Linked DNA regions of Homo sapiens: region 1 is linked to region 2. Evidence: chromatin contacts called from ENCODE Hi-C or POLR2A ChIA-PET data. All regions are on one chromosome and are shown on one strand. Each heading gives the region's core, a stretch centred on a gene start or an enhancer-like site at or near the end of the contact. The rest is flanking DNA. Distances are from core to core; before and after follow the strand shown.

Region 1 (5,591 bases), core at 1,227-3,726, 170 kb after region 2:
CATTCTTCTGGATTCCTTTCTTCCTCTCAGACCATGATCATATCTAATCTTAGCAGCAGATTCTGTCAGCTCTACTTTCAAAATATTTTTATAATTTAACCACTTTTCACCATCTTTGCTTCTTACTACTGAATTAATCCAGGCTAACTTCATATCTCCCACCTGGGTTGTTCCAGTAACCTCTTACTTAGTCTTAATTTATTTCCCTTGTCTGCCTTTGCCCCCTTACAGTCTGTTTCCTACACAGACATACACTTCTAAACCTTAAGTTAAATAATGTAATGTTTCTATTCAGACTCCCCAATTTTTTTTTAATCACTCAGTGTACCTTGACCTACAAACCTTATTCCTAATACCGTTTTTTCACTTTCTCATTCTGCTATAGCCACAAGGGGCCTGCTTGCTATTTGTCAGTTATGCCAACCAGGATTCTGCCTGGGATCTTAGTACTTGTTCCCTGGGCTTAGAATGTTCTTTCCCTACAATTAGGCTTTGCTCAAGTATCCTAGAAGTCTTTGTTGATTTACCCTATGTGAAACTGTGGGGGTAGCACTTTGGTGAAACAGGAGCTCCTCCCTAAATGGCAAGCTTTTTGAATACCTTGGCTTGAGTTTATTCGTAACTATCATGGTCACATTTCTTTGACAACATGTTCCATGCCTAGCAGTGATTCAGGCATTACAACCAGTCTCTTATTTCATTTGATTCCCACATCAGCAAAGGATATATTACTATTATTTACATTTCTTTTAGTTAAATAGTGTCCAGAAAGTTTAAGGAATTAAGAGTTACAGACATAGCGAAAGGGTTTTCTTTCTCCCTTTCTGCCTCCCCCAAGAAAACTACTGACGTGAAACTTCATATGAGTAGATATAGTTTATTTAACAGCTTTGCATTATTCTGTTGTCCGTATTCTATCTCTGTCCCTATCCAGAGATTAATAAATTGTATATACTTTTCCACAGTTACAAATGTGGATTTAATGAACAGTCTTGTCCATGTTTTCTTCTGTACTGATGTAAAATTTTTAGGATGAATACCTAGAAGTGGAATATTTAGATTCAGATTTTTTAGGTCCTGCAAAATTGATCTTGGAAATGGTTCTACCAATTTATATTCCAAACTTCAGTCTTCACCCTCCTCAATATATTCAGATTTGTTGATATGCTCTAAAGTATTTGAAATAATAATTTCAATTTGTTACCCTGATTTCCGTCGGTGAGCATGTTTTCATATGTTCATCTAGCCTTTACTTCCCTTTAATTGGATTTCTCTTTTTTACAGACTCAGCTGTGTATTAAACAGAATGTTCATTTTGTATTATTGTATAGTACAATGATTACTGATTGTTTAGTCTGCCATACTGCTGGAACTGGGTGTTTTCCACCCTTATTTTTATACAGCAGGATGAGACGCAGTGCCGCATAGTGGTTGAAAGTGACTTGTTTCAAAATTGCCAGAGTATGAATTCTGGCCCACTGGTATTAGCTCTGTGAACATGGTCCACTTACTTGATCTTCCTTAGGCCCCGTTTCTTCATCTGTAAGACAGGAACAGTAATAATACCTACCTTATGGGGTTGTTGTGAAAATTGGAGTAGATAACGCATAAAAAGTACTTATTAGCACAATGTTTAGCATAAGGCAGGCATTTATACTGTTGTTATTTGTAGTGCATTGTCATCATTAGTATTTGTGGGTTTTTTCTTTCCCTTGATTTTATATGTTTATCTTTGTATCATGTAATGTAACTTGTGGGGGGGGAGAGATTTCCAGCAACATGTTTAGGTTTAGTATTGTATGTTCTAGGTTGACTCTGCATTCTTGTTTGTTGCCGTTTCTTATTTTGTGTTCAATTATAGCTAGAAATGATAGTACCTTCTTCAAAAGTATCCTTATATGAGATTTTTTTGAACAGTGTAATGTTATAAAAACCCAATCAGTGATTTTGAGGTTTTTGTTTCATGGAACTTTACACATCTTACCATATTCTTATCATATTCTGTATCCCTGTCTTTGAGTTCATGCCTATTGTGTATTCCATTACTTACCTAAAGAATTTGTTTCAGAATGTACTTTTTAGAAATCTATATGTGTATGTGTTAGCCTAGGATATTTATTTAACAGTATAGAAGATTCTCAAAAACAGGAGTTAAGAGTATTATTCTAGTGAACAGAGTGTTTCCATAAAATTAAATGAGAATCTACTTCACTGATTGGTTCTTTTCACCATGATTCTGTTTTGCAAAGAGAATTAATTAAGAAAACTTAATTGAACAGTGAGCTGGTTTCATTAGTGTCACTTTTCCTGTCGAGGTTCTAGGTTCCTTTTGTAAGTTACTACTGATAAGAATCCTCCTAAACAGCTTGACCTCCTTTCAGAAGTCCGTGTGCTGATTTACACAGCTTACCTTTTTGTTTTTCTCATGCCTGGTACTAAGTGACATTCCAATCTGCTGTAGTCATTTGGTAATGCAAAGAGTGAAACTGGAAGGGTAGGCAGGAGGTACCGGTTGGCACCAAATATGCAGTTCAAGATCACTCATGATACCAGGGAGAGAATGTCAAATACTTGAACCAGAACAACACATTGTTTTAGTTTGTAAAATTCCAGTTATAAGGCAGTAATAGTCATGTTACTCTACCTCAAAATTATTTTCTTTCTCATTTGTTCTTTTCACCTCTGTCCCAACCCCCCTCTCGCTCATGGATGTGTTTTGTGTGAAATGTGAAAGGTCTTAAGATAGTGGAGGCTTGAAAAAACTGCCTGTGTTTTAAAATGTGCTTGTGTTTGTTTCCTAATGCAGTACTTTGAAGATATTTTAGGTTTAGGTAAGTTGCTTTAAGTTTTTTTTTCTTAATTGGAGTAGGTTGAGTGCTGTGAATTCAATTTTTAGTGTACTATAAAAAGATAGATGGAAGCACTTTGATTATAGGAAGTTTCTTTGAATCATTTGCTATAGTTTGAGTGTTTACTTTAATGTGAAACTCACTGTAAATCCAAGTAAATGCTGATCTACCAATGTTCATGTATATAATTTGTATGGTACATTATCTTCATCGTTCAAATTTAGAACCTTCTTATTATTTCACATACTTAAAGAAGAATCTTAGTTGCAGATTCAAGATGAAGATTATAAAACATTTTCTTGGGTTTTCTTTCAGTATTATAATTTTGAGGCTGAATTTAAGAACATGGTTATTTTCTGTAGACACCAAAACATTTTATAATTTTGTGTATAGGTTGATTTGGGTAGATCAGTTATATCACTGGAAATGATTTCAACTCTCAGAAATTGTATTTCAACAATATAATTTTTTATTGTGTGTGTGTGTGTGTGTGACAAAGTCTTGCTCTGTTGCCCATAGCTGGAGCCGATCTCGGCTCATTGCAACCTCTGCCTCCTGCAAGCGATTCTTCTGCCTCCTGCATTCAGGCGATTCTCCTGCCTCCTGCATTCAAGCGATTCTCCTGCCTCAACCTCCTGCTGGGGTTACAGGCACCCACCACCATGCCCAGCTAATTTCAACAATAGAATTTGAAATATGTATAGTGCCATTCTATTTTTTCTACAAAGTTTGATGGTTTTCATTTTTCACGTCATATATACAGATCTTTAATATATACTCTGTTATTTTTTGCTTTTGTATTTAGTTTTGCTAGAGATAGGTTTTTTATACACATACACATAAACACAAACACACACCTTTCTTTTTTTAACTTTTAGGGTCAGGGGACATCTGCAGGGTATGCAGGTTTGTTACCTAGGTAAATGTATATCATAGGAGTTTGTTGTACTGATTATTTTATCAACCAGGTATTAAGCCTAGTATCCATTAGATATTTTTTTCTGATCTTATTTCTTCTTCCACCCTCCACCCTCCAGTGGGTCCCAATGTGTTGTTCGCCTCTATGCACACCCACCTTTTCAACTAGTTCTTGTGTAAGTGTAGGCAGTTGAGAATTTGTAGACAGGAAGTAATATTTATCAAGTGCCTCATATGTGGCAGGTTCCTTTATATAGTGTGAATCAGTTAGTAACCACCAAACCCTGTGAAATAGTAGCCCCTCCACTTTATAGACAGGGAACTTGAGAGAACTCAAGTGTTTGGCACAGATTCATGTGGGTATTAAGTGAAAGTAAAATTAAGTGGGATTTTACCCAATGTCTGGCTGTTTCCAAGGCTCTGCCTCACTTGCTTTTTGTATGACACACCTGTTGCTTGTTGAGTGTAAGCAAGCTATGTTTGGCTTCTGATGTTAAATAATTCATTATCCATTTTCAGAACCAAAGTTCTTGAGTTTTTGTAGCGCATTTTTAAAAAAAACAGGTTTACTTTATTTTGCACTTAATAGTTGGTAATTATAACTGAATTATTTTCATATTACACATTTTTTAGCGTGAAAATTTTCAAACACAAATGAAACTCATTCCCTAGACTTCACAATTTTCAGTTTGTCGTTCTTAATTTTGTTGTTTTTAGGTGCACTGTTTTTTAAAGCAGATCCTAAAACCCGTCATGTTATTTCTTCCCTACTTCAGTGTGCATCTAACAAAAATTCAACCATCATGCAATAATCTCATTAACAAAATTAGCCAGAATTCTTTGTTATTATCTGTTATTCGGTCCATACTGAGATTCCCTATATCTCTCAAGAATGTGGTTTTGCAGTTAATTTATTTGAATTGGAATCCAAACAAGGGCCACACATTATATTTACTTCTCCTACATCTCTTTTAATCTAGAGCGTTTATTTCATGCCATACACTTTGAAAATATTGGGCTACTTTTTCTGTAGAACATCTCTGTTCTAGACTTACCTGTATCTTTTACAGGGTGGTAGTGGTTTGACATGTTTCTCTAGCTTTAAAGGCTTGAATGGATTCAGGTCCAATTGTTGGACAAGGCTTTATAAGCAGTGCTGTGTATTTCATATTGAATCCCATTAGAAGGTCAAGTGGTGACAGCCCCTGTACTGTCAAGTTCCTTATCACTGTTTCATTCGGAGATCTTTGTCTAAATCAGTTAATGGCTACAAAATGGCGTTTTTCTAATTCCATTATTTCTCTTTACATTTATTGGCTGGAATTCTTTAAAAGATATGTAGACATAAATTCTGAGCTCCTGTATTGCTTATTTTCCAGAGTAAGGAGTTGGTTGCTCTAGTTACCTTCAGTGCTAACATTGATTTTGTTTTGTTGGTGTTCTCATTTTTCTTTGGTATAATGAGCTGGTGGATTTTTATGTATTCCATGTTTCAGTAACTTGAGGTCATTTCTGCTGGTATTCAGATTGTCCCAAATTTGTCCAGCTGCAGTTTTTGGTTGGCTAGAGGGTTCTTTTGATATGAGTTAGTCTTTGAGAACTTCCTTGTTTTCCAGCATAACAAGATGTCCCAAACTCATCTTGTACATTTTCTGACCTAGACCTGGATTAAGCCATTTCTCCAAGTAGCTGTGGTTTCTTTTAGTGGTATTTAAGAGACTACAGTCTAAGTGCTAGAGATGTTCATTTTTACAGATTGTTGTTTGCTTCTGGGCCTTTTCAGTGGGAAAAACTAGGAGGTATTTATATTTTGTGGGGAGAAAA
Region 2 (5,259 bases), core at 1,507-4,006:
GACCTCATCTGCACAGGGGGGGTCCTATCCACCAGAGGATATATAAGCCCCCTTCCAATTCAAAATCCTTTCATCACGTAGACTCGACGGCATGGAGTTAGCACCCCATCACAGCTTTATGACAGACCCGGTTTTTTACTACTTTGTGGCCATATCTACACAAAATGAGATACATAAAATGCAGTTGTAGGCTCGGTGTGTCAGCTCACACCTGTAATCTTAGCGCCCTGGGAAGCCAAGGCAGGAGGATCTCTTGAGGCGAGGAGTTTAAGACCAGCCTGAACAACATGGCGAGACCCTGTCTCTACAGAAAAGTATGAAAAAATTAGTGGGGCATGGTGGTGGGCACCTGTAGTCCCAGCTACTTGGGAGGTCGGGGCAAGAGAATGGCTTAAGCCCAGGAGTTCAAGGTTACAGTGAACTGTGATCGTGCCACTGCATTCCAGCCTGGGCAACAGAGCAAGACCCTGTGTCTAAAAAAATTTTAAATAAAAAGTTAAACCAGGAGTATAGGTAACATGATCTTAGACAAAGGCCACTACCTCATCTCCAAAAGCCAGGCAGTGGCCCCAGGAAAGTGCCCTGGTCAAGTCCTCCCCTTCACAGGCAAGCCAGGCTGGTTTGGAACAAAAGGCAGAAGCTTTTCCTCCTATTTCTATTTTCCTATTTCTCCTGATCTTGACCCTGCCCAGGAATCCGAACTGCCAAGTAGACGCCCTCCATCCCTCCCATTTATTCTGTCATCCACCCACACCCTGGCTTTCTTGCAGCCAGAGAGCTTCTTCCTGCAAGCACCAGCTGTTGAGCAGGACTGTGACAAAGAGCAACAAAGAGCCACAAAGAGCAGGCTGCGGGCGGGACCATCGGGACCATCACAGAGGCATCAGCCCTGCCCCGGAGTGGCTGCAGATGCATCCCTGAGGGAGGGGGCTGGGGTGCAGGTGCTCCCTCCCGAACAGGGGGTTTGTTAGCTTCATCTGCAAGGCCCTGAAGCCAGGCTCTTTTCAAATCGTCATCATGTGTGCACCGTACACTCCCTTCTGACTCTGGGGGCCTGGGCGCCTGCTTAGTGCAGCCTTAAATTTTTTACGTACCAGTAAAAATACTGCATGTAAGATTCTGTTCCTAGGAGGATAAAGGGATGGCCAGAGCTGGCTAAGCGGAGTCTCGACGGACTAAAGGTATGGGAAAATGAAGACGTGGACCTACCACGTTCTCTTCTACCTGGAACTTAGGATTTGTAAATTGCATTTAGATGTCATTTGTCACATTGGTAGGCTGTGACTTAATACACTCACAAAGAGGATTTTTCCAAGTATTTAAACTGTGTAGATGCTGCAAAAAATCAGACTGAGGCAAAGCCCTGCAGCCAACCCCAGCAGCAAGAGGTGAGGACCCCCTGTCTGTCCTGGGCCCCACTCAGGCACTATCCTCATCTCTTAGAATAGTTTGTTACCTTTTCTTTCCTGAAGCCTCATCAAATGCAACTTTTTCTATGGCATTCAACGGACTTTAAAGCAAAGATTACAGAGAAATTCTTATGCAAGTCAGAAAATCTGCTTATTATGGGTTTGATAAACCAAATTGTGTTACCTGTTTATAGACATAGATTTCTATCAGCCAGACGTGTGCACAGCACAGCACAAACCATAGCCACCCCCGTCGAAGTCTCTTTCTGTGCATTTCCCAGCCACGCCCCCAGCTTGGGCCCCTGGGGTCACCTCCCACTCCGGCTAGAAAGAGAGAAGGAGACAGTGAATTCCTCGGAAGCCGCTCGCCCTGCACCCAAGCGGGACTTGCACCACAAGCAGCCCCAGGAAAAAACTCTCCATTTCTTTCTCGTGGAGGCTCCAGAAGAAAAGCTGCGCATTTACCCGGCGCATTCTAACCGCCTTTGAGGTTCCCTCCGGCAGCCATGGGAGCCGTGGTGGGGCAAAGCCTGGGCTGGGAGACGCTGCAAGGCTCTGGGGAGCAGTGAGGCGCCGCGCCAGCTCCTCCGTTCCCGTCATAGCCTCACACGGGCTTCGCTGGACACGTCCAGGACGCAGCGCCGGTGGGCACCAGGCGTTGAGCGCCTGCCCCGCGTCTGTGCTAAGACCTCCCTTTGCATTATTGCATTTATTCCAACGATGGGGTGAGGTAGGTATTCTTATTTCCATTGCCAGAGTGAAACACTGAGGCTCATCCAGGGGCCGGTGTGGAAATCAGGGCTCAGCCCTGGGCCCCTGCTGCTTGGAGCCGGTGCGGTGGCCACCGTGACCTCACGCTTTCCCTGCCAGTCGCTCTCCGCCGCATCCCGGCCTCCCGCCCCGCCCCCGGCCGCTTTCCAGGGACTGAAGCCCGAGTTGGTGCTGCGTGTCCCCGCGGGGATTATTTTCAAACAGCTCCTCCTGCCCTGGCTCCCACAGCGCGGCCCCAGGCAGCTGCACCACTTTCTCCTCTCACCAATTAAAGCCGAATCCAGGGCTCCTTAGCATATGAATTGAGGCGCATCGGAGCCCTCACTGCTGGGCCAGCCCCTCCCGGGCTCCTCCGGTTCCGGGAGGTCCACAGCCCAGCAGCAGCTGCCCCTGCACGTTGTCCCCTCCGTCCAGCATCCCGGGGCCGAGGAGACAGTGCCCCTGGCCGGGGGCTGCGCTGGCTTCAACTTCCCATGGGCAAAACGGGGTCCCGGGTCAGTGTTCACAGAGGGTCTCAAACCCTGCAGGACCCTGAAATTGTCTGGGATCCACACCAGTCGGAAGAAAAAAAGAATAGAAAACGCAGGGATTCACCTCCTCTGCAGGCACCCTCATGCCGAACACTAAACAGGATGATGTTGAAAAGGATTTGGAGATTTATGCAGGTCACGAGCTTGAGGAATTTTTCCATTGAATGCACCATGCCTTGGGTTTCCCGTTTCCCACTGAAAATCCCATGGCTGACACTTTTTTTATATCATTACCTTGGGAGATGAAGAAAAACTCATCTGTTAGGGCAGCTCTGTGAATGCAGATGCTTTGGGTTGTTTTGAATGAATGACTGAATGTTCTGAAATAAAGCAGGAAGGTGCCTGCGGGATAATGACTGGTTTCGCAACTCTTGGCCGGGAGTCTAGACCCCTCTGATAATCAATAGAAATGGATGTATATTAAATTTAGCAATAGAAAAAGTATAGATAGTTGAGTATGCTACATTATTTTCCTATAAATTAACCCGTTACCACAGTCTTTAATTATCTTCCCCTTGCGAGGCATAAAGAAGAGACTGCTTGAGGATGGAGGGTTTTTTGTGGTCTGAGGTCTGCAGACTGGCCAAGTATTCCAATATTAATTACCACCCATCCTGGCCGTAGGCTCACCCCGCTGACCTGAGCAGACCTGGTGAAGCAAGCCACAACTTCTGCTGGAAATTGCTCCACTCTTCCATTAAGTGAGGATTAGAAAGCCCTTTGTGAGAATTTTGCCCAGAGTCTAAGTTGAGCACTTTGTCACTTGCACGCTTCATTTTCCAGCATACCGTTCGCTCAGCTCAGTGTCTATCCAGGCACTGAAGGTTCGGATGCAAGCACTCTCCAGCGTAGGGGCTGACCAAGTGAAATGCACACTGAGCAACCGTGCAGCTCCAGGTCCTGGCGGCTCTTCACAACCAGACATTCTCCCTGGAGACCCTAAGCTCCTCTTCCTCTGTTGGGGGAGCACAAAATACCCTATAAGGGCTGCTTTGCTGCCTCTGGCACTTTCTTCATCAGGGGAGTTACATCCAGATGTAGCTGACAGGTCAGGGCCCCTTCTCCTCCACCATGTCTCAGGGTTATCTTTTCCAAATGGAGGAAGTCAAGGGTATGCAGGCGCTCCAGTTTCCCTGCCTTACCCTACATATCCATAACAGACTTCAACACGAGAACCAGCGTTTCGGATGTGTCTAGCAGAGTGCCAAAGTCAGGCTGGAGTGTGCCCTGAAAGTCAGGGCCTTCTGAGGGACACAGACACGGTTTGTCTCCAAGGGGGCTGTGTGTAAGGCAAATGCTGAGGCCTACAACCATGTGTTCTGAGACGGTGGCCATTACAGAAACAGGCAGTCCCCAGACAGAAGCACAAAGGGCAATCTCAAGGAATCAAGATCTGTAGGCAGGGACCCACACTGAACAATCTGGACAAAGCTAATGCAGAATGAACAGTACCGCCGCTACCCAGCGACAGTCGGGCTGATGTTCTAGGAGAACCACACGCTTCACACAGCAAGGGAGAAATTAGGCCGTATTTTAATCCCTTCCAGCTTCGTCCAGGAGGTGTTGTGATTTGAGTCACTCTCTTCCTCTAACTCCTAGCCCATCCGCAGTAATAAATAACTTTGCAGTGAATGGATGGTTTTCTTAGACCTGGGGGAACAATCCTAGTTTGATAAAGCAGCTCAGGAGCGTGAATGCTGAGGGGCCCGCCTATTAGCTGCCAAGCTCGGTAGCCAGGTCAGGCCCCACTGGAAGGGAAGGGGCAGTTGCCCAGGGTGCCTGAGGAGCAACCTGGCCCCTGTTCTCGGGTGGGAGAAGGAGCACCTGGCACTGACCAGCCCTGGAACTCCGCCTGCTCACTGGACATCACAGCACATGAGCGGGTGCTATGGATGGAATGTTTGAGTCCCCCAAAATTTGTATCTTGAAGCCCTATTTTCCAAGGTGCTGGTATTAGGAAGCGGGGCATTTAGGAGGTGATTAGGTCATGGGGGGCCTTGTGAATGGGATTAGTGCCCTGATAAGAACAGAGATGACCCATCTCTCAGCCATGTGAGGACACAGCAGAAGGTGCCATCCACACACCAGTCTGGAGCCCTCCCAGCCACGGAACTGCCTGGCACTTGGATGTGGGGGTTCCTGCGTCCCAGCCTCACAAGAACTGTGAGAAATCCATTTCTGTTGTTAAAACCACCCAGGCCATTGCATTTTTGTTACAGCAGCCTGAACTGACTAAAACAGCTTGAATAACAGAAATGGCAGGTTAAAAAAAAAAAATCACTGTTCCTGGGCTTGCTCTAGACTAAATAGTTGGGGGAACCTAGGGATTAGGGAAGAGTCTAGAGAAAAGCCGCAGTTCAACGCCTGCCCATCTCCTTGCTTCTAGTGAAGGGGCTCAAGGAATATGACGCTCTTATTTGGGAAGGAATTCTGGGTCATAGAAAAAAATGGGCGGGCCAGTCCAGGAAGCGTGGAGAGAAGACAGTGAAACTGCTCTGTCGAGAACTCAGGAAGTCCCCCAAGAGAGGACGGGGGAGGTGGGAGGTGTG

What was found. A loop is a pair of places that touch in the nucleus more often than their neighbours do. ChIA-PET counts read pairs that join two places held with the same protein, here RNA polymerase II (POLR2A). Pooled maps may share reads with other maps.
Region 1: a pooled map shows a loop between it and region 2 (2.8-fold over the local background). The contact joins the enhancer-like site here to the promoter of LINC02538 in region 2. A Hi-C loop is called at or near these places in 3 of 50 pooled maps. POLR2A ChIA-PET finds 5 or more read pairs at or near these places in 2 of 52 experiments (HepG2 and WTC11).

What each region holds. Positions count from the first base shown.
Region 1 is chr6:167,847,560-167,853,150 of GRCh38, forward strand. The region is part of intron 1 of AFDN (afadin, adherens junction formation factor); the gene reads left to right. Among named protein-coding and RNA genes, the nearest start is that of AFDN, 23 kb to the left of the region's middle. Within about 2 kb of position 2,477, at least 11 of the 41 ENCODE cell types and tissues checked have a DNase peak (open chromatin) inside an H3K27ac peak, as active enhancers do.
Region 2 is chr6:167,676,467-167,681,725 of GRCh38, forward strand. It overlaps LINC02538 (long intergenic non-protein coding RNA 2538), which reads right to left and starts at 2,757. Exons shown (of 3, transcript NR_117091.1): 1 at 2,446-2,757; 2 at 1,594-1,733. It overlaps LOC124901465 (a long non-coding RNA gene), which reads left to right and starts at 1,766. Exons shown (of 2, transcript XR_007059883.1): 1 at 1,766-2,139. It overlaps LINC02487 (long intergenic non-protein coding RNA 2487), which reads right to left. Exons shown (of 7, transcript NR_117092.2): 7 at 4,225-5,259.